2 separate regions of the Homo sapiens genome follow, and region 1 is linked to region 2. The links are chromatin loops, found by intact Hi-C in ENCODE. Cell type or tissue: IMR-90. All regions are shown on one strand. Links, peaks and the distances in the headings refer to the core of each region. The heading gives the core; the rest is flanking DNA. Region 1 has its middle 63 kb from the start of RLIM. Region 2 holds the start of SLC16A2 (solute carrier family 16 member 2).

Region 1 (9,669 bases), core at 578-8,577, 130 kb after region 2:
TTGGCCATGACTGGCTGTGACCAGCTTTGATTACAATTGACTGGTTTTGATCAGCTTAGACCAGCTGTGACCAGCTGTGACCAGTCATAACAGAGCTTAACCAATTTTGACTGGCTTACACTGGCCATGACCAGCTTTGACTGGTCGTGACTGGCCTTCATGAGCCATAACTGGCTTTGACTAGAATTGACCAGTTTTTACCAGCCATGACTGGTCTTGACCACATGTGACTGGCTTTGACTGGTCATGACTGGCTTTGGCCAGAATTGGCTGATTTTGATCGGCTTAGACCAGCTGTGTCCAGCTTTGTCCTGTATTTACTGGCTGTGACTGGCTTTGACTGGCCTGGACCAGTTTTAACCAGCCGTGGCTGGTCTTAAACAACTGTGATTGGCCTTTGCTACCTGTGACCAGCTTTGGTTGGCTATGACTGGCCTTGACCAACTGTGACTGGCTTTGGCCTATCTTGACCAGCCATGACCAGCCTTGGCCAGCCATGACTGGCTTTGATCAACCATGCTGGATTTGGCCTGTCTTGACCAGCCATGACCAGCTTTGACTGGCCTTGACCAGCCATAATCAGACTTCACCAGCTGTGACTGACAATAACCAGTTGTGACTAGCTTTCACAAACCTCAACTGGTCTTAACTAGTCATGACTAGCCTTGACTGGAGTTGACTGGCTTTTACCAGATTAGACCAGCCATGGCCAGCTTTGACTAGTTTTGACTGGTCTTGACCACTTTTGACTGACGTTGACCAGTCTTGACAGGCCTTGGCTGGCTTAGACTGACCTTGATGGGTCTTCACTTTTTTTTGTTGTTGTTGTTGTTACCAGATTTGACCTGCCATGACTGGCCTTGACTGGCAGTATCTGGTCATGATCCTGCTGCTTCCTGCCCAGCCAAGGTCCTGGGACTCAGAGGCTGTACAACACTGTGGGGGTAGGTGGAGGAGAGCAGAATGGTGAGGGTGCACCTGGGAGAGCTCACTGGTGGGGTTACACCAGAAAGGCCTTAGAGATCACTTCCTCTTGCAGATGGAGAAATAGGCCCTGTGGATGTGGACTCAACTATCAGAGCAGGTGACAGTGGAGACAGGCAAAGATATCTGCATGACAGGAGTAAGCTGGGGTGAGTGCAAATTTGTGCACTTTTCTCCTCCCTGAGACTTTCAGCTCCACAGAGCAGCCTCTGAAATACATGTAAATACTTGGTGATCCACAATCCAGACAAGAGTGGAAGGACCAGAGAAGGATAGGACCAGGTGGAAATGTAGTAGAGAGGCAAGGTGTTAGCCTAGGGGGAATGCTAGTTAACCCACAAGGTAACGGTGAGAGAAGGGAAGGCAATAGTGAAACAATCCTAACCCTAGCTGTAGCTGTAGCCAAAACCCTAAACCTAGCTTTTTTTTTTTTTTTCTCCTTAGACAAGGTCTCACTTTGTCACCAAGGCTGGAGTGCAGTGTCGTGATCTTGGCTCACTGCAGCCTCAACCTCCCAGGTTCAAGTGATCCTCCTGCCTCAGCCCCCCAAGGAGCTGAGACTACAGGTCCACACCACCATGCATGGCTAATTTTTATTTTATTTTATTTTATTTTATTTATTTTGAGACAGAGTCTCACTCTGTCACCCAGGCTGGAGTGCAGTGGCACGATCTCGGCTCCTGCAACCTTCGCCTCCTGGGTTCAAGCAATTCTCATGCCTCAGCCTCCCAAGTCACTGGGGTTACAGGCGTGCACCAGCACTCTTGGCTAATTTTTGTATTTTTAGTAGACACGGGGTTTCACCATGTTGGCAAGGCTAGTCTCAAAATCCTGGCCTCAAGATTCTCAAATTCCTTGGTCTCCCAAAGTGCTGGGATTACAGGTGTGAGCCATTGCACGTGGCCCCAGCTAATTTTTTGTATTTAGGTCGGTGCAGAAGTAATTGCAGATTTTGCATTAAAAGTAATTTTTTTTGGTACAGATAGTGTTTCGCCATGTTGCCCAGGCTGGTCTTGAACTCCTGGACTGAAGCAATCCACCCATCTCAGCTTCCCAAAGTGCCAGGATTACAGACCTGAGCCACTGCACCTGGCCTTTAGCCTTATCCCCTTAACCCCTAAACCCTGACCCTAGCCCTAGCCCCAGCCTCAACCCTACACCTAACCCTAACTCTAAACCTCAAACCTGTTTATACCTTAACCCCTAAAATCTAAATCCTAACCCTCTAATCCTAAACAGCCTAAATACTATATCCAACCCCAACCCCAGATCAAAACAAACATATCAAACAAAGGGATGACATCACAAGGACAGAAAACTACAGAACAATATCCCTTCTAAACATAGATGTAGTAAACCTTAACAAAATAATAGTAATATGAAACTACAGTCATCCCTCAGTATCCATGGGGGATTGGTTCCTGGACTCCTACCAATACCAAAATCCACACGCACTCAAGTCCTGCAGTGAGCCCTGTGAAATCCGTGGATACAAAAAGTTGGCCCTCCATATATGTGGGTTTCACATCCCACAAATACTATGTTTTTGATCCTTGTTTGGTTATGGATGTGGAATCTGCTAATATGGAGAGCTGAATGTATTTTTCAAGCCCTGTGGCCAGTGGGAAACCATTGCCAAAGTTAAACCAGAAGAGTGACATGGGCTGGGCACCGTGGCTCATGCCTATAATTCCAGCACTTTGGGAGGCCAAGGCAGGTGGACCACCTGAGGTCGTGAGTTCTAGACCAGCCTGACCAACATGGAGAAACCCCGTCTCTACTAAAAATACAAAAATTAGCCAGGTGTGGTGGCACATGTCTGTAATCCCCGCTACTCGGGAGGCTGAGGCAGGAGATTCACTTGAACCCAGGAGGCAGAGGTTGCGGTGAGCCAAGATCACACCATTGCACTCCAGCCTGGGCAACAAGAGTGAAACTCCATCAAAAAAAAAATGACATAATGAGATGTATGTTTGTGAATCAGTATTTTGCCATTATCAAGTTGAGTTCACCAATGGTGGGCAGGTGAATCTGTGCTCCTCCCAGTGGACTGCACTGAGGAGACCATAGCATCAGGCCAGAGTGTTTCTGCCAGGAATGCAGGGTCCGCGTCTGCTCAGGAGGAAACACTGGGCAAATCTAGTTTGGAGTCACCTCTGCTCTTTAGATCTACCAAGGTTGTGAAACTGAGGGACAGTCTCAGGAACAGTTCCAGAAAAAGAAAACTGGACCTGAATGGAAAAAGACATTTTTTCTCCCAGTTGAGGCAGGTGGTGAAGTGAAATGGGTCTGCAGATTGGAATGTCAGGTAGAAATCATGTACTTCCTGATTTGGGGATTATGTGATGGTTACCTAGGAGAGTGTCCCTGCTTTGGGTAAAATATACTGGAGTATTTTGTGTGAAATTGGGAATCTGATACAGCAATAACCACTGGGGAATCTAAAAGAAAGGATAAAGAGTACTTTGTACTGCTATTGCAGGTTTTCTACAAGTATGAAATTATTAGGAAGTAAACTACTTTTTTAAAACAACCATGTCAATATCATTTCAGTAAAGCAGAAACAATATCAAACTTTGTTATAGAGGCTAAGCCTGACCCAAATCCACATCAGCCAAAGCTGTGAAACCAATTGCTCTTCTAGGAGTCTGAATGTTACTTTAGTATTAAGAGGCCACTGTGTGGACATAATGTTACTGGCCACTACACCTTGGTTGTGGAGAAGAACCTTGAGGTATGGTGGAAACAGTAGGATTTTTTATTTCCAATTTTCCACTTGAAGCCCTTCCTCTCCTGGGTACTCTGAAGACTTACTGCCCCTCAGTAGTCACGGCTGCGAACAGGAAGGTTTTTATTCACCATTGACGTTGTCTCCAGTTGTCCTAAAGTGAGACGGTGCCCCCTTAGGTCTGTGCTGAGGAAAACGAAACTCTTGTCTTTGAAGTGGGCTTGGTGCTGAACTCCATAAGCGGAACACAAGGCGCTTCATGGGGTCAGAAAAGGCGGGTTCGCGCGCCCCCTGCTGGCCACCAGAGACAGTGCGAGATTCTCAGCGCTCACTGTGTAGCGGTAGCCGTGCGCCCCCTCCTGGCTGTCCTGCTGAATCAATTAAATTCAATGTGCAGCCTGTAATCCCAGCCCTTTGGGAGGCAGAGGCAGGTGGATCACCAGAGGTACGGAGTTCGAGACCAGCCTGGCCAAAATGGTGCAATCCCGTCTCTACTAAAAATACAAAATTAGCCGGCCGTGGTGGTGCGCGCCTGTAATCCCAGCTACCCCGGAGGCTGAGGCAAGAGAATCGCTTGAACCCAGCAGGTGGAGGTTGCAGTGAGCCGAGATGGTGCCACTGCACTCCAGCCTGGGCAACAAAGTGAGATTCCATCTCAAATTAAAAAAAAAAAAAAATTCAATGTGCATATTATTCAGTGCCGTAATTTTGGAAATTCAAACTAAAATGGAGCCCACTATCCCGGTCTTTAACAAAAATGCTGAAGGAACAAGTCATTTGAAACCATATGGAATGAAATGAACATAGATACAAATTTTACAATTTATGCAAGAATTTACTCAGAATAGTCCGTAGACAAATTAAAAATGCAAAACTATCAAAATTCTAGAAGAAAACATAGAAGAAAATCTACGTGACCTTGGGTTTGGTGATGAGATTTAACATACAATGCCAAGAGCTGATCCACGCACAAAAGTTAATAATATGGATATTATAACATTAAAAATGTTACACATGTCTGTGATAGACCATGTTCAAAGAATGAAAACAGAAGCCACAGACAGGACAAAATATTTGTAAAATACATATCTGAGAAAGGATTTGTATTCAAAATACTCAAAGAACTCTCAAAACTAAAAAATAAGACAACCCAATTAAAAATGGGTAAGATATAAAGAGACACCTCGCCAAATAAGGTATGCAGATGGCAAATAAGCATACAGAAAGATGCTCAATATCACATATCATTAGCGAATTGCAAATTACAACAACGAGACAGCACTGCCAGGCGCAAGTGGCTCACGCTTGTAATCCTAACACTTTGGGAGGCCGAGGTGGGCAGATCACTTGAGGTCAGGGGTTCGAGACCAGCCTGGCCAACATGTCGAAACCCCGTCTCTACTAAAAATACAAAAATTGTTCGGGTGTGATGGCGCATGCATGTAATCCCAGCTATTCGGGAGGCTGAGGCAGGAGAATCGCTTGAACCCGGGAGGTGGAGGTTGCAGTGAGCCGAGATCGCGCTACTGCACTCCAGCCTGGGAAACAAGAGTGCGACTCGGTCTAAAAAAACAAACGAACAATGAGATAGCACTGCACACTTGTTGAAACTGCTATTTATTAGACCTGCTGAACTAAAACAATGACAAACCATAAACTTTCATTCATTGCTTGTGGAATGCATAATGATACAGCCACTTGAGAAGACAGTGTAAGACTAGAATATGCCACCACAAAATATGATTGTAGAAGACTAGAATATGCCACTCAAAAGTATGCCTTTTTTGGCATAAGGATTATTTTGAGCTGATTGTTTTGAGAAACTGCAGATGCAAGAGAAGCTCTGAATACAGAGTAGAAGTTACCCTTTTATAAGGGAAATTTACATCTATAAAGAAAATCTTCATTTGCAAGGGTGTCTCTCCCTCAGTACCAAGAAAAGAAGGATGACTAAATCATGAGAGATTCTTATCAATAGGGAAGACATCAACTTAAATCTGCATTACAAACCTTACCCTTGTTTACTGTCCTTTTCCTGGTTACCTCCCCATTACCGCACCCTCCACCCCAACCCCACTTTCTTTGTTTCAGTTGAACAAATTCATTTTTACTCATTTTACTCATTTTTCCTTGGGTGTCTCCCACGTGTTTTTTTTTTTGTTTGTTTGTTTTTGTTTGTTTGTTTTTGAGACAGAGTCTCGCTCTGTTGCCCAGGCTGGAGTGCAATGGCGTGATCTCTGCTCGCTGCAACCTCCGCCTCCCGGGTTTAAGCGGTTCTCCTGTCTCAGCCTCCTGAGTAGCTGGGATTACAGGTGCCTGCCACCACGCCCAGCTAATTTTTTTATTTCTTTAAATTTATTTATTTATTTATTTAGAGACGGAGTTTTGCTCTTGTTGCCCAGGCTGGAGTGCAATGGCGTGATCTCGGTTCACCGCAATCTCCGCCTCCCGGGTTCAAGTGATTCTCCTTCCTCAGTCTCCCGAGTAGCTGGGATTACAGGCATGTGCCACCATGCCCAGCTAATTTTGTATTTTGTATTTTTTTTTTTTTTTAGTAGAGTTGGGGTTTCTCCATATTCATCAGGCTGGTCTCAAACACCCGACCTCAGGTGATCCGCCCACCTCAGCCTCCCAAAGTGCTGGGATACAGGCGTGAGCCGCCGCACCCAGCCATTTTTATATTTTTAGTAGAGTTGGGGTTTCACCATGTTGACCAGGCTGGTCTCAAACTCCTGACCTAAAGTGATCCACCTGCCTCGGCCTCCAAAAGTGCTGGGATTACAGGCATGAGCCGCCGTACCCGGCCTCTGTGTGTGTATTTTAAAAAGTATTCAATTATACTTATTCAAGCATGGTAAGGAAGACTTTATTCAGGACCATCGTGATAGGTATAAGAACCACTGCAACGGGGTCTTGCAGTCGGGGAGAGAGATTGGGCTCAACTCCAAATACAGCATGGGCCAGTGGGACTTTACAGCCAAGGACCAGGATGGAGGTCAGAGGATGGAAAATTGCTAAGAGGAAATCAGGAGTTAAAGGTATCAACATGCTGGGTGCGGTGGCTCACGCCTGTAATTCCAGCACTTCGGGAGGCCGAGGCGGGCGGATCACGAGGTCAGGAGATCAAGACCATCCTGGCCAACCTGGTGAAACCCTGTCTCTACTAAAAATACAAAAATTAGCTGACTGTGGTGGCATGCGCCTGTAATCCCAGCTACTTGGGATACTGAGGCAGGAGAATTGCTTGAACCCAGGAGGCAGAGGTTGCAGTGAGCCGAGATGGCACCACTGCACTCCAGCTTGGGCGACAGAGCGAGACTCTGTCTCAAAAAAACATAAAAAATAAAAAAATAAAAATAAATAAAGGTATCAACATTATAATGCCAGCTTACAGATGAGATGGACTCTGTGGCTGAGATGAGAGATTTGAGAGAAAATTAAGTGGCCACAGCGGGCCACGGTGGCTCACACTTATAATCCCAACAGCACAGGAGGCTGAGGTGGGAGGATGGCTTGAGCCCACGAGTTCAAGACCAACCTGGGCAAAACAGTGAGACCCTGTTTCTACAAAAATAAAAAATTACCCAGACATGGTGGCACACACCTGTAGTCCTAGCCATGCACTCAGGAGGCTGTTGCAGGAGGATTGCTTGAACCCAGGATTAAGGCTGCAGTAAGCTATGATCATGCCACAGCACTCCAGCCTGGATGACAGAGCAAGACTCTGTCTCTAAAAAAGAGAAAAAGTAAGCCACCATGGCAAGGAAAAGGGATTAGTCATGTACTCCTACATTGTTAATTACTATAAGGTTTGTTAAATACTATAAGGTTTGTTAAATGCCATAAGGTTTTCCTTCCTACAAGTAGGCAGGAACATGTTCTAACAAAACACTGCCCAACTGACCCCTGTGGACTGCCTGACCACCAGCCAACTGGGACACGTCTGCCTTGAGGATCCTGCCAGTGGCACCAACTGGATAGATTAACCTTACAAAAATTCATTCCTGATAAACAGCTAAAGACCCTAAACCAGTTCCAGCCAGTTTACAGAGACTGTGCACAAAATGTCTTTGTGCCCTATAGTTCACCTGTTGACTTAAAAAGGCAAATTCCACCTTGTTGGGTTAGAAGGTATCTGAGTTATCAGTGGCAAATCTGTACAGGTCTGCAGCAACTTCAATTCTTGCCTCTTCAGAAGAAAGAATTCAACTGAGGGGCATAAGGCAGAAAAAGAGACTGAGGCAAGTTTCAGAGCAGAAGTGGAAGTTTATTTAAAAAGCTTTAGAGCAGGAAAGAAAGAAAGTACACTTGGAAGAGACCCAAGCAAGCAACTTGAAGGACAAGTGCAGCATTTAACCTTGATGCTAGGACTTTATATGCGGGCCCACCTTCGGCGTCTTGTACCCCTTTCCCATGATTCTTCCCTTAGGGTGGGCTGCCCTCATGCGCAATGCCCTTATGCTTGGGAAGTGAGCATGCGCAGTGTGTTTAGGAAGTTGTATGCGTGCCCATCTGAGGCTTTCTTCCCTTTTCTGGTGGAATCCACCATTTTGTCTCTTAATGCACATGCCCAGGCTCACTCGCCCAACTCCTGAGATTTTACTGAAAGCCAATTACCAATCTCAAGTGTTTTTATCTGTTTGGGAAGTTGCCTCTCCCTGGCACTTGTGTTCAATTAACACTTTAGTGTGACAGCTGTGGACCTTCAGGAGATTGTCTCTCCCTGGCACCGGCTGCCAAATTGTCATTTTTAGAGAGGCGGTGTGGTAACTGCTGAGCCATCACCTGATGGTTGCCTGACATTCCTGGTGGGTTGAGGGGAGAGCCCTCTCCTGCCCTGCTTATGCCTAACTACCTGTAACAACCTTATTTTAATGTTAAAACCCCATCCCAAAGTGAACATAATATGTATATTACATATGTTAACTCACTGCACATGTGCTTGACTTTCCCTGTAAATTTTATAGATATTACCAAACCTGATGAATATACATGTAAGACAAGTCCTGGAAGGCTTAAATGCTGCTGTTTCCTTCCCTTCTGTAGAATGCATACTCACAGTTTCCCTGGAGGCTACATTCTCCATTCTGCAGACTGTTGCTCTGAAAATAAAAGTTTTCTCATTTTTTCTTCCTCTGTAGATCTCATAGTCATTTTGTTAACATTTCTGGTGATGAGAATAGGATCCAAAGTGGTCCCCAATTTCTTTTCCTCTACTGCCTCAATCAATGCCTAGGTGCCAGCAAGGATGCTGTAAGGTCCAGTTGAATTCTGGCATGGTAGGAAAGAGTTGGGTAAGCATTCTTGGATCCAAGATCTCCTTTTAGGTTGAGATCTAGGAGGTTTTATTTTCTTTAAATAGGGCAATCCATCTGGTTTGCAGGTAGACCTTAATTCTTATGTTCTAAGCAGGAACACCTGCTCTATTGTTACACTCTGAAGTTGACTTCTTTAGGTGAGTGCTTTAGGTAGTTCACCCACTAAAGTAATGGTCACTGGCCAGCCACCATTGGGAACTCCAGCAGCCTATATGTTTAAAACTATGGGAAAAACTCCTGTGAATATTTAGGATCCTGGATGCAAATAACCCAGGATGACTCAAAGCTTTGTTGGCAACAATTGGGAACTTTTGATATGCCTAAATTAGTCTATCAACATGCACAATTAGAGCGGAGAGAATTCTGGACTTTTCAAAAGCAATGGGAGGCCTCTTTTATTTCTTTTCTCTTCTCTTTCTTCCTTTCCTTTCTTTTCTTTTTTCTTTTTTTTTTTTTTTACAGAGTTTGGCTTTTGTTGCCCAGGCTGGAGTGCAATGGCATGATCTTGGCTCACTGCAACCTCTGCCTCCCAGGTTCAAGCTAGTCTCCTGCCTCAGCCTCCCGAGTAGCTGGGATTACAGGCATGCACCACCATGCCCAGGTAATTTTGTATTTTTAGTAGAGACGGGGTTTCTCCAT
Region 2 (9,669 bases), core at 566-8,565:
CACGGGACAGGGGTTGAGGGGGATGGTTTCAGGATGAAACCGTTCCACCTCAGATCATCAAGCAGTTAGATTCTCATAAGGAATGCGCAACCTAGATCCCTTGCATGCGCAATTCACAATAGGGTTCGCACTCCTATGAGAATCTAATGCTGCGGCAGATCTGACAGGAGGCAGAGCTCAGGTGGTAATGCTCACTCACCTGCCGCTCACCTCCTGCTGTGTGACCTGGTTCCTCACAGGCCATGGTCTTGGTATCAGTCTGTGGCCAGCGGTTTGGGGACCCCTGATCTAAACTGTCACCACAATATTCTTTCTAAGATGCAGTTCTGATGTTACTCTCCTACTCAAAACAGTGGTGATCTTGTATTATATATCAAAAATAAAGCGTTTACCTCTTAGCATGGCATTTAGTAACTCTGCAAAGTAGTTTGCAGATAAACTGAGGCTCAGAAAGGGAAAAGAAATTGCTTAGGATCATACAGGCATGCAGCGGTAGAACCAAGGTTAAAACCCTGGTCTCCTGATGCCAGTGATTTAGCCGTTATAAAGTATCTTCTAAAGAGGGGAGAAATGGTAGTACTGCATATGTTACTAGAATGGTGAAATGGCAGTTACATAATTCTGTCTTCTGGGTGGGGCACATACTTTGAAACCCACACAAATGAGCAAAGATCCCTGTTCTACCTCTTACTAGCTTTGTAGACTTAAAACAAGTAACTTAGCCTCTTGGAGCCTCCATTTCCTCATTTACAAAATGGGAACAAATCATCCCAATCTTATAGTAATGTTATGAAGATTATATAAGATCTCATATATAAAGGGCCTAGCACAGTGCTAGATTCACAGGAGATTCTCAGTGAGGGTCATCACCCACCCATACTCCCATTCCAGTGATCTAAAAACCAGTTTAAACAATGAGGGAAGTAGAATTCAAGATAGTAAGAATCTAGATGGATGCAAGATTCCAGGGTCTATTCCTAGTTCCGGGGTAGGAAATAACTATTTTTAGGGTCTTCTTCAATCAGGTTCCCTGCAAGTGGAAACCAAACTAGTGTTCTCCTGGGGCAACAGGTGGTCATATGTATGGGGAGACCCCTGACTAAAAAGCAGACCTTAAGCCCCGGTGCCCATAGTGTCCATGACTTGTCACTCCTCGTAGCTGAAGCATTATGAATTTTTATTAAAATGTAAACGTTTCCTAGGAGAGGCAGACGGCATACATATTAACTTTCTGGCCTGATTAGCCTTCACTTCCCTCTTTCTGTGAGTAGACTCTATAGCTCTGTGCTTTGAGCTCAAAGCATGCTCTGATGTAGGGGACCACCTTCCCCTACCCTTGGCCTTTTAAAATCCTACTCAACATTCCAGGCCTTGCAGGAACGGTGGCTCATGCCTGTAATCCCAACACTTTGGGAGGCCGAGGCGGGTGGATCATTTGAGGTCAGGAGTTTGAAACCAGCCTGGCCAACATGGTGAAACCCCATCTCTACTAAAAATACAAAACTTAGCGGGTGTGGTGGCGCACGACTGTAATCCCAGCTACTCGGGAGGCTGAGGCAGAAGAATCGCTTGAACCAGGGATCGGAGGTTGCAGTGAGCCGAGATGGCGCCACTGTACTCCAGCCTGGGCTACAGAGCGAGACTGTCTCAAAAAGAAAAAAAAAATTCCAGGCCCATCTTGAACACCACCTCTTCCAGAAGCCCACTGTGATAGTGCAGTCAGATCCTGCCTTCCCTCCTCTGTCTCCTCCCAGGGAGCCTCAAATCCTAGACTCTTTTGGTGAAACACAGGGAGCATGAAGCTTCTCGTTATATGGAGACCTGCCTTGAATTCTAGCTTGTCCTTGACTTGGCCCATGATCTTAGGCTAATAAATGCCTTGACCTCGTTGAGCCTCAGTTTTCGTGCAAAAAAGCAGGTAATAATAAACCTTAGGGCAATAAGGGACGTGCTCTGTTCGGGCAATGCCTTCCCTGCTGAGTGGCGTGGCCCTGTGATTTTTGAATTTGGCTGATTCCTCTCATATGGCAGCGCAAGCCCCTCAGGACGTCTATATCCTTCCACCCAGCTCCGCCAGCCCTCAGGTGCTTAATGACTGTATTTACAGGCATCTAGCGCAGCCACGCAGCCCCGGAGCTGCATCACCTCTGGCTATGCAGTCTTTCACTTATCAGGAGGGTTAATGAGATGCAGGGTAGAAAGGTCTTGCCACTCGCCCGCCCGCTCGTGGAAGCCGAGTAGCTTGGTAACGACACCACGACTTCACGTTTAGTGCATTAGACGCGTAGACCCTTAGGGGAGGCAGAGCTTCCCGGTATCGCCGAGCGGGCCCTGAGGGCTGAGGCTGGGCACCCCTGCGCACCCCTGCTGAGTGCCCGGCCACCAGAAAGACAGATCCCCCACCTTTCCTTCTCCCTGACCCGGCGCGCTTCCTGGGGAACAAACTCTCCCTTACCCTCAGTGGGGCTGGGGCCTCAGTCTGCGACATACAGTGGGACTCCCATGTCTGCATGCCTGAGGTGGGCGGAAGGGGGCGGTGGGTGCTGGGAAGACATCCGTCCGCTTGCAGCTCCGCTGAGTCTCCAGCACCTGAAAAGCCGCGGCCGAGGCCTGAGGGACCAGCCCAGCCGAGATATCGGGGGCGGGGCAGCCCAATCCCAAACTGGCGGCTGGACCCGACTCCAACTCGTTCCTCCTAAGTCCGGGACAGATTGTCGGGAGGAGCTTGAACTGAGCTTCGGCTCCCGACTGGGCCTGGGCCCGGCCCCCACTGGTGCCACCTCCCTCCCTTCCTGGCCCGGCTCCTGGCCCACACTCGGCCCTGGCCCGGCCCTGGCCCGGCCCAGACCCGGCCCGGCCCTGGCCCGGCCCAGACCCGGCCCTCTGAGGCTCCTCCGGGCTCCAGGTTGGCGCAAACAAAGCCCTGATTGACTGCCCGGAGGGGCGGGCCTCGCTGCATGGCCGCCTCCTCCCCTCCCAGGCCGCCAGGGATTTGCCGGGAAGAGCGGGGGCAGGGGGAGACTCCCGGGGGTGCGCAGGACCGCGGGGGGCCGAGTCCTCGGGCTCGAGAAGATTGTGTCCACCCGCTGTCCGAGGCCCAGGCTGTCCCCTCAGGTCGTCCTCCTCAAGTCCAAGGAGGGACATGGGAGCTCCTGAGGGCAGGGTGGGGTTCCTCGCGGGCCAGCTGTCGTCCTAGGGTCCCCGGTGCCACCTCAGTTGCGGGCTGCTTGTGAGGAAGGAGGGTATGGGAGCAAAAAATAGGAGGGGTCTTCCCGAGGCTCGGGGTTGATCAGTGTCGGTTCTAGAGCCTGCGGGGAAAAGAGGGCAGGAGAACAGGATAGTTTGTGCTTCCTTTTTTCCATTTTAACTTTTCCTCTAACGGGCATCCGGGCAAGAACAGGGTTCAGTAGTTTGGGAAGGGAGCTGGGGGAGGCAGTGGCGGCTGGAGTAGGTAGGCGAGTAAAAGGAGGAGGAAGGGCTGGGGAGAAGAGCGAGGCTGTAGCGGCTGCCTGTTGAGGGAGGAAGAGGTGGGGGGTGTGGAGGAGGGGGAGGAGAGAGAGATGACATGGGGAGAGGAGGAGGGGGGTTGGACGTGGGAGGAGGAGGAGAGGGCTCGAGGGACCGTCTGTCGCGGGACGGGCTGGCCAGCTGGGGCGCGGAGCCTGGAGGAGGAGGCAGCGGCAGCGGCAGCAGCAGCCCTCCGAGCAGCAGCAGCTGCAGCAGCAGAAACAAGTACCAGCCACAAAGCGGCTCCTCTGGCCCAAGCAGCCACAGTCCCCCCGCCGCGATGGCGCTGCAAAGCCAGGCGAGCGAGGAAGCAAAGGGGCCCTGGCAGGAGGCAGACCAGGAACAGCAGGAGCCGGTGGGTAGCCCAGAGCCGGAGTCTGAGCCGGAGCCTGAGCCCGAGCCCGAGCCCGTGCCAGTGCCCCCGCCCGAGCCCCAGCCGGAGCCCCAGCCCCTACCGGACCCCGCACCCCTGCCGGAGCTGGAGTTCGAGTCCGAGCGGGTGCACGAACCCGAGCCCACGCCTACGGTAGAGACCCGCGGCACCGCGCGCGGCTTCCAGCCTCCCGAAGGTGGCTTCGGCTGGGTGGTGGTGTTCGCTGCCACCTGGTGCAACGGCTCCATCTTCGGCATCCATAACTCTGTCGGGATCCTCTACTCCATGCTGCTAGAGGAGGAAAAGGAAAAAAATCGCCAAGTGGAGTTCCAAGCAGGTGAGTGGCCCCGCACGCCCCACTTGGCATTTTGGGCAAGGTTGGCCGCTCCCGCTGCCACCGACCCCATACCTCCCGGTCCGAGGCGCCCCTCCAACGCGCCTCTCCGACTCCTCCCCTTACCCCTTACCCCTTGCCCCTTGCCCCTTTCCATGGCTCTCCTAGGGTGCGGGTTGCGGGGCTTTGGGCAGCTTGGACTGGGGAGACTAGGTGCAAGGCGTCCCGGGGGTACGAACTGGGACATTCATTGATCCTTGGCAAGCAATGGACTTTTTTTTGCCCTGGGACAAATCTAAATGCACCTTTCAGGTTTAAGGTACCTTTGCCCCTGTGTGCTGGGGGAAAATATTTGCAGGACTTTTTTTTTTTTTGGAGGTGGGGAGAAGTCATGAGGAGAGGAGAGAATTGAGAGGCGGGGCGGGCTCTGAGAGAAGCACTGTACCGCTGATCTCCGCAGCAGCCCCCCGGTTCCTTTGGGGAAACGGAGGTGTTTTCTGTTAAAAACACTTTAGGAATCCTGATGACTATGAGCGAAGAGTCAAACACATGGCAGGCGTGCGTGTCTGCAAGAGAGAAAGGGAGGGAGGGAGTTCGAGTCGGGGTGTGAGTGCGTCTCTGGCCGCCGCCGTTACGGCCCAGCTGGGCCCGGCAGTCCTCTGCCGCCCCGCGGGAGTGAATGGATCTCCGTGCCCTATGAGCCGAGCCCCAGAGCGGGCGGGGAGGCGGTCTCCGCAGTCTCCTGCCAGAGAGGCGTGAGGCCGCAGGCAGGCTGGGCCCTGCTGCTCACTCCGCACCGCCCCCAACTTCAGCCCTGCCTTCCCCGGCAACCCGCGCCTCTCTGCTACCGGTGGGGTGCCTCGTTCGGCCTACAGCCTGAGTGCCAGACCCGCCATTCCAGCTTTCCCCTGGAGCTGACTTGATCTCAGACAGAGTTGGGGGGCATAGCCCTCGCTTTCCAGGCCAGTGGACGCAAGACCCCAGGCGTGTGCGCTCTTCTCATTGAGGCCGCCTGTGAGCTGGGAGAAGTCAGAGGAACCATCTCGCTTTCCCAGCAAAGCCGCTGGCGAAATCCCTCAGCAGTTCTGGTGAGGGATTCAGACGAAGACGGGGGATTGGGATGCCCTCTCTGGCAAGGCTTGCTCCCTCTCGTGGCTCCTCAGGACAGCTCGACTCTTGCCACCAGCCCCAAGTTCACAACTCAGAATATGTGGCTTTTCGCAGTGTTGCCCTCGGACTGAGGAGTTCCATCCTCTCGCCAACCTCCAACCCCCACATATTTCTACTGCCATTTGAGGGGACCTGGGAATTATTAAGTGAACATAGAAACCTTGAATTCTGGAGTGTCCACCTGTGGATTCCCTGGGCCCTCTCCAGGACTTGTGGTTTTAGTTTGCAGCTTTGCTGGACTTCCCTGGCAGAAGGGGCTTTGGGGATCTTGGTGCCTCAGACCTTGTGATCCATTGGCACAGCAGCGGTGTGCAGGCCCCGATGAAGATAGTGCGTCAGTGGTTGTCAAAGGAAGTCTCTTGACTACCCAGGCCCACTGTGATGCTGGAATGGAGGGGTCCTGGGACAGTGTAGAGCAACTTCTGCGGGGAAGATGGCTGCCACAGTCACCCCTGGGACCACCTTTTTCCCTGCTTTGATGCAGTTCAGGGGCTCCTGGGAAAGCAGGCAGTGTAGGGACTCATGCTGTTGCCTAGGTTACCTCCAAGGGCACCTGCTGAGCATTGCCCTGTGGTTGAAGGCAGGCTGTTGGCCTTCAGGATCAGTGAGTGGCAAAGTCTGAGTGAAACTTGATGAGAAGCAGTAGAGGCTAGGCTGAAGCTAGGCCCTGGCATTTATATGGTGTGAGGAGGCCTAGAGCTGTGATCTTAGGAGTGTATAATAAAACTTGGAAAAACCACTATTTTACCAGGAAGAGGCTCACTGCTGGGGAACAGACTTCAAAGTAGGTGATCATAGGGGACTCAGGGGGAGGGCTGGCTGGGACTTTCCGGTCAAGACCTCACAGTGCAGCTAGAGGGTGGGGGTGGTGGTGGGGGTGCAGTTGGCTATGCAGAGGTGTGGCTAGTGCATACTCTGACACAGACCAGGTTCACTGAGGGGCTGAGGTCACTGGTTTAAATTATAGTGAGTATAGGTCAGGAAGAAACAGAAAGGAATTTGGTATGTCCCTAGGGTCTCAGAATACTTTGGCTTGGGTCCTTGCTGTGGTGTATCTTGAACTCACTGACATTATTTTTTATACTAGAGGTTCTTAGGGACACCACAGTTTTTATTTTGGAAAAGTCAGGAACACCCTATCACATGGAGCTCCTAGAAAATCTCATCCTCAGTACTACCTTTGCTGAGCTCTTCAACTTTCCCAAGCAACCATTCAGATCCTGAGATTCTGAATGTCTTTGCCTGCAGACACTTTCTGCTGTTTACTCAAAATTTCCCAGCCGTCTGTGCCACAGCACTGGTGTCTCAAAGGGATAGAAGAAGCTAATAGAAGTTTGTGTCATTTTTATCAGCCAGTATTTGTCCAATAGCCATTCTGGGAGAAACAGAATGTACACCCCCACGCTCAAGGAATTTGGTGCATCGTCCATTTTTATTAATATCTGACATGACTTCCATCTCTAAGAGTCTATGAATTTGGTGTTTGGAGGCACCTCGTAACCCAATTTCTCTTTGACTAGGCCTAATATCTTCACAGACCTAAAGCTGTGTTGAGTGGCTTAATGGGTGGAAGGTCCTGCAGATGATTGGGATTGTTGTGAGGAAGCCCCACAGAAAGGTAGTTTCTTATACTTTATTTTTAGAGATGGGATCTTGCTCTGTTGACCAGGTTGGAGTGCAGTGGCGCAGTCATATTTCACGACACCTTCAAACTCCTGGGCACAAGCAATCGTCCCACCTCAGCTTCTCAAGTAGCTAGAACTACAGGCATGCGCCACCACACCTGGCTAATTTTTATTTATTTATTTATTTATTTAAAAACAGACTCTTGCTATGTTGCCCAGGCTGGTCTCAAACTCCTGGCCTCCAGCAGTCCTACTGCCTCAGCCTCCCAAGTAGCTGGGAAGAAAGGTAGTTTTGATGTTTGAGGAACAGCTCCACATCAGAGTGCCTCTGGGCATGGGAAAAAGCCACAGAAGTTAGAAGGGATATGGGATTCAGGCCTTACTAGAGCATGCAATGTGCAGTTTTTGTGGACCCTTTGATGTATACAGTTTTGTGGTGTCACCAGCTGTATATCTTATCCCCTCTCTTCACCAGTTTTGGAGGAAAGCCAACTTTCCCTGGGTCCTAGGCTTGGGTGGATTGGCAGGCAAAAGGTCCCTGAGAGGGAGGCAAGTGATCAAACTCTGGTTTAGTGAAAAAAGGAAAAAGATCAGGAGGGAAATGAGCCTGTATTTCTTGCCAAGATCATGGGAAATTTGTGAGTTCCCCAACCCAGACCAAACAGCAGACAGGACAGGAGGCAACCAGGCAATTCTGTGGAAAGTAAAGGCCCAAGCATAGCTTCTTGGGGTGGTAGGGAAGCCTTTTGGAGGAAAGAGGGGAAAGAGAAGCAAGACGCCATTGATTGTAGGCCCCAGCTCAATATTGGGACCCTAAGTGAGTTGGACCTGCAATAGGGTTAGGGTTGGGAGTTCAGAGGACAAGGCAGAACAAGCCAGAGTTGCTAACATTGGCTCTATGCTTAAGTCTTTTTAAAAGTACTCCAGAGTAAAACTTGACTGCCGGTCCACCATTGAGCCAAAAAATATGGAAGGCATTTTTGTTTTACTGGGCAGTTTATAAGCATGGTCCTTGTAAGCTCCCAAGGGGGGTCAAGGCTGAGGCTCTCATCACCAGAGAAAGGGACAATGGTCAGGAAGGTTCACTACTAGGCACAAGATAGTTCAGGCTGATGGTCCACTCTGATGGAAACAGAATTTTCTAGGCATGGGGAAGAATGATACACTCTGCCTTTGGGTGAACCAAGAGTCCCAAGGTTGGGTGGGGCCAGGTAGAGTAGGCTGTCTTTCTCCTTCTCACCTTAGGGGTTTTCATTGCTTGGTTCAGTGTCTCACTGGACTGTAACACTAAATTGCTGACTTTGGGAGCAAAGTGTATTTTGAGCAAATCTGCCAATCTCTTGACTTCAGCTGAAGGCTCTTGACTACTGTCCAGCAGAGCTAGATCAGGTTGGCTTAGCGCCTGCTGTGGTGCTTCAAGCCACACAGCCCTTGGCCAGGCATCTCTCACGTCATTCCCCTGCCCCCTTTCCAACCAAATGGGATCTTGAACTATGACCATGACTGATACTGAAAGGGATGAGAATAAGAGATTGGGTCATTTGGAGGCCAACCAGGAGGATGCTTGTTTGAGTTGGGGTAGCTGGTTGAGGCTGGATGCCTGGATCACTGTACAGTGGCCTCAAATGCTCATTCTAAGTCTAAAAAAGCAAGACCCAGGGCCAAATCTGGACTCCCCAAAGCTGGCAGTCTCAGTGATACCAGCTAGGCAGTAACTGTGACTTAGACAACTTGTGCCCCTAACTTATTCTGTGACTTTGGACAGGCACTTCACCTCTCTGTATGTCAGTTTATCTATCTATAAAATGAGAGGGTTTGACTAAATAAACTTTCTAGCCCTACCATTCTATCCTTCTAAAATTATGTGATATCTTATTCTTTACTATTCATATGTCATACATTTTGACTCATTTAAGTAAATAAAAGTTCGTTAAGCTGCCTGAATGACAGTGAGGATGGATTGGGAGAAGATTGGGAAAGCAAGGAAAAGCCCTATATACATCATTTCCCCACGTCATTTGTATTTAAAGACTATGGGGCTGCCCATGGGTATAGATGTGTTTAAAAATTACCCAATCCTTTTTACCTAGTATGTAAGGGCAACCCTGCATGTGGAGCTGCTTCTTCCAGAGTGTCCTGATTGGTATAGAGCTGGGTCTCCAAGAGAACTCCCTGGATTTGGCAGGCAAGCAGGGTGGGTCTGTATGCTGCTGTTTTCCAGCGTTTGAACCTGTTCCTCAAAAGTATTAAATTATAAACATTTCCTCAAGCCTCAGTTTGGACCCCTCTTCTGAAACTGAATTTCCCACAGCACAGTCTTATTTCTCAGAAATGCATAGTCAGTGTGACCTTGGTTTGCTGTTACTTCCAGCTAGCAGAGGAAACGGATTCCTAAATGAGGTTCCCTTCAGAGGTCTTCAAACAGGGCGTTTTGATAGCTGGCTCAGGGCCACTGCCTGGATCCTGCTGTGGTGGGGTTGGGGAGGGTTGCTACTGTGATCCTGGAGAAGGCCCATTAGATGCCCACAATCCCTGGTCAACTGCAGCGTCAGGGCTTAGCTGAGAGTGTGCCTACGGAAGTAGCAGGCACAGAGCTCTCTTTCCTTTTCCTTGGAAGTCATTGGCCGTATTGCCTCCAGCCCATGAAGAGTAAACAAGCA

What was found. Hi-C counts contacts between places; a loop is a spot of excess contacts. Peaks named below come from ENCODE experiments on the same cell type or tissue, not always from the same donor. Only the 100,000 strongest peaks of a DNase experiment are listed, where the experiment ranks them.
Region 1: a loop joins it to region 2, with 4 times the contacts of the local background. A loop is called at or near these places in 4 of 110 quality-filtered maps.

What each region holds. Positions count from the first base shown.
Region 1 is chrX:74,546,470-74,556,138 of GRCh38, forward strand. No RefSeq gene overlaps it. Among named protein-coding and RNA genes, the nearest start is that of RLIM, 63 kb to the right of the region's middle. In IMR-90, for the core only: a CTCF peak has its summit at 4,037 (motif pointing left); a DNase peak (open chromatin) is centred at 4,012; H3K4me3 peaks cover 218 bases.
Region 2 is chrX:74,417,851-74,427,519 of GRCh38, forward strand. It overlaps SLC16A2 (solute carrier family 16 member 2), which reads left to right and starts at 3,643. Exons shown (of 6, transcript NM_006517.5): 1 at 3,643-4,217. The coding sequence starts at 3,788. LOC105373252 (a long non-coding RNA gene) reads right to left here and starts at 2,798. Exons shown (of 2, transcript XR_007068267.1): 1 at 2,456-2,798. In IMR-90, for the core only: a CTCF peak has its summit at 5,357 (motif pointing left); DNase peaks (open chromatin) are centred at 3,591 and 4,911; H3K4me3 peaks cover 3,396 bases; H3K27ac peaks cover 3,396 bases.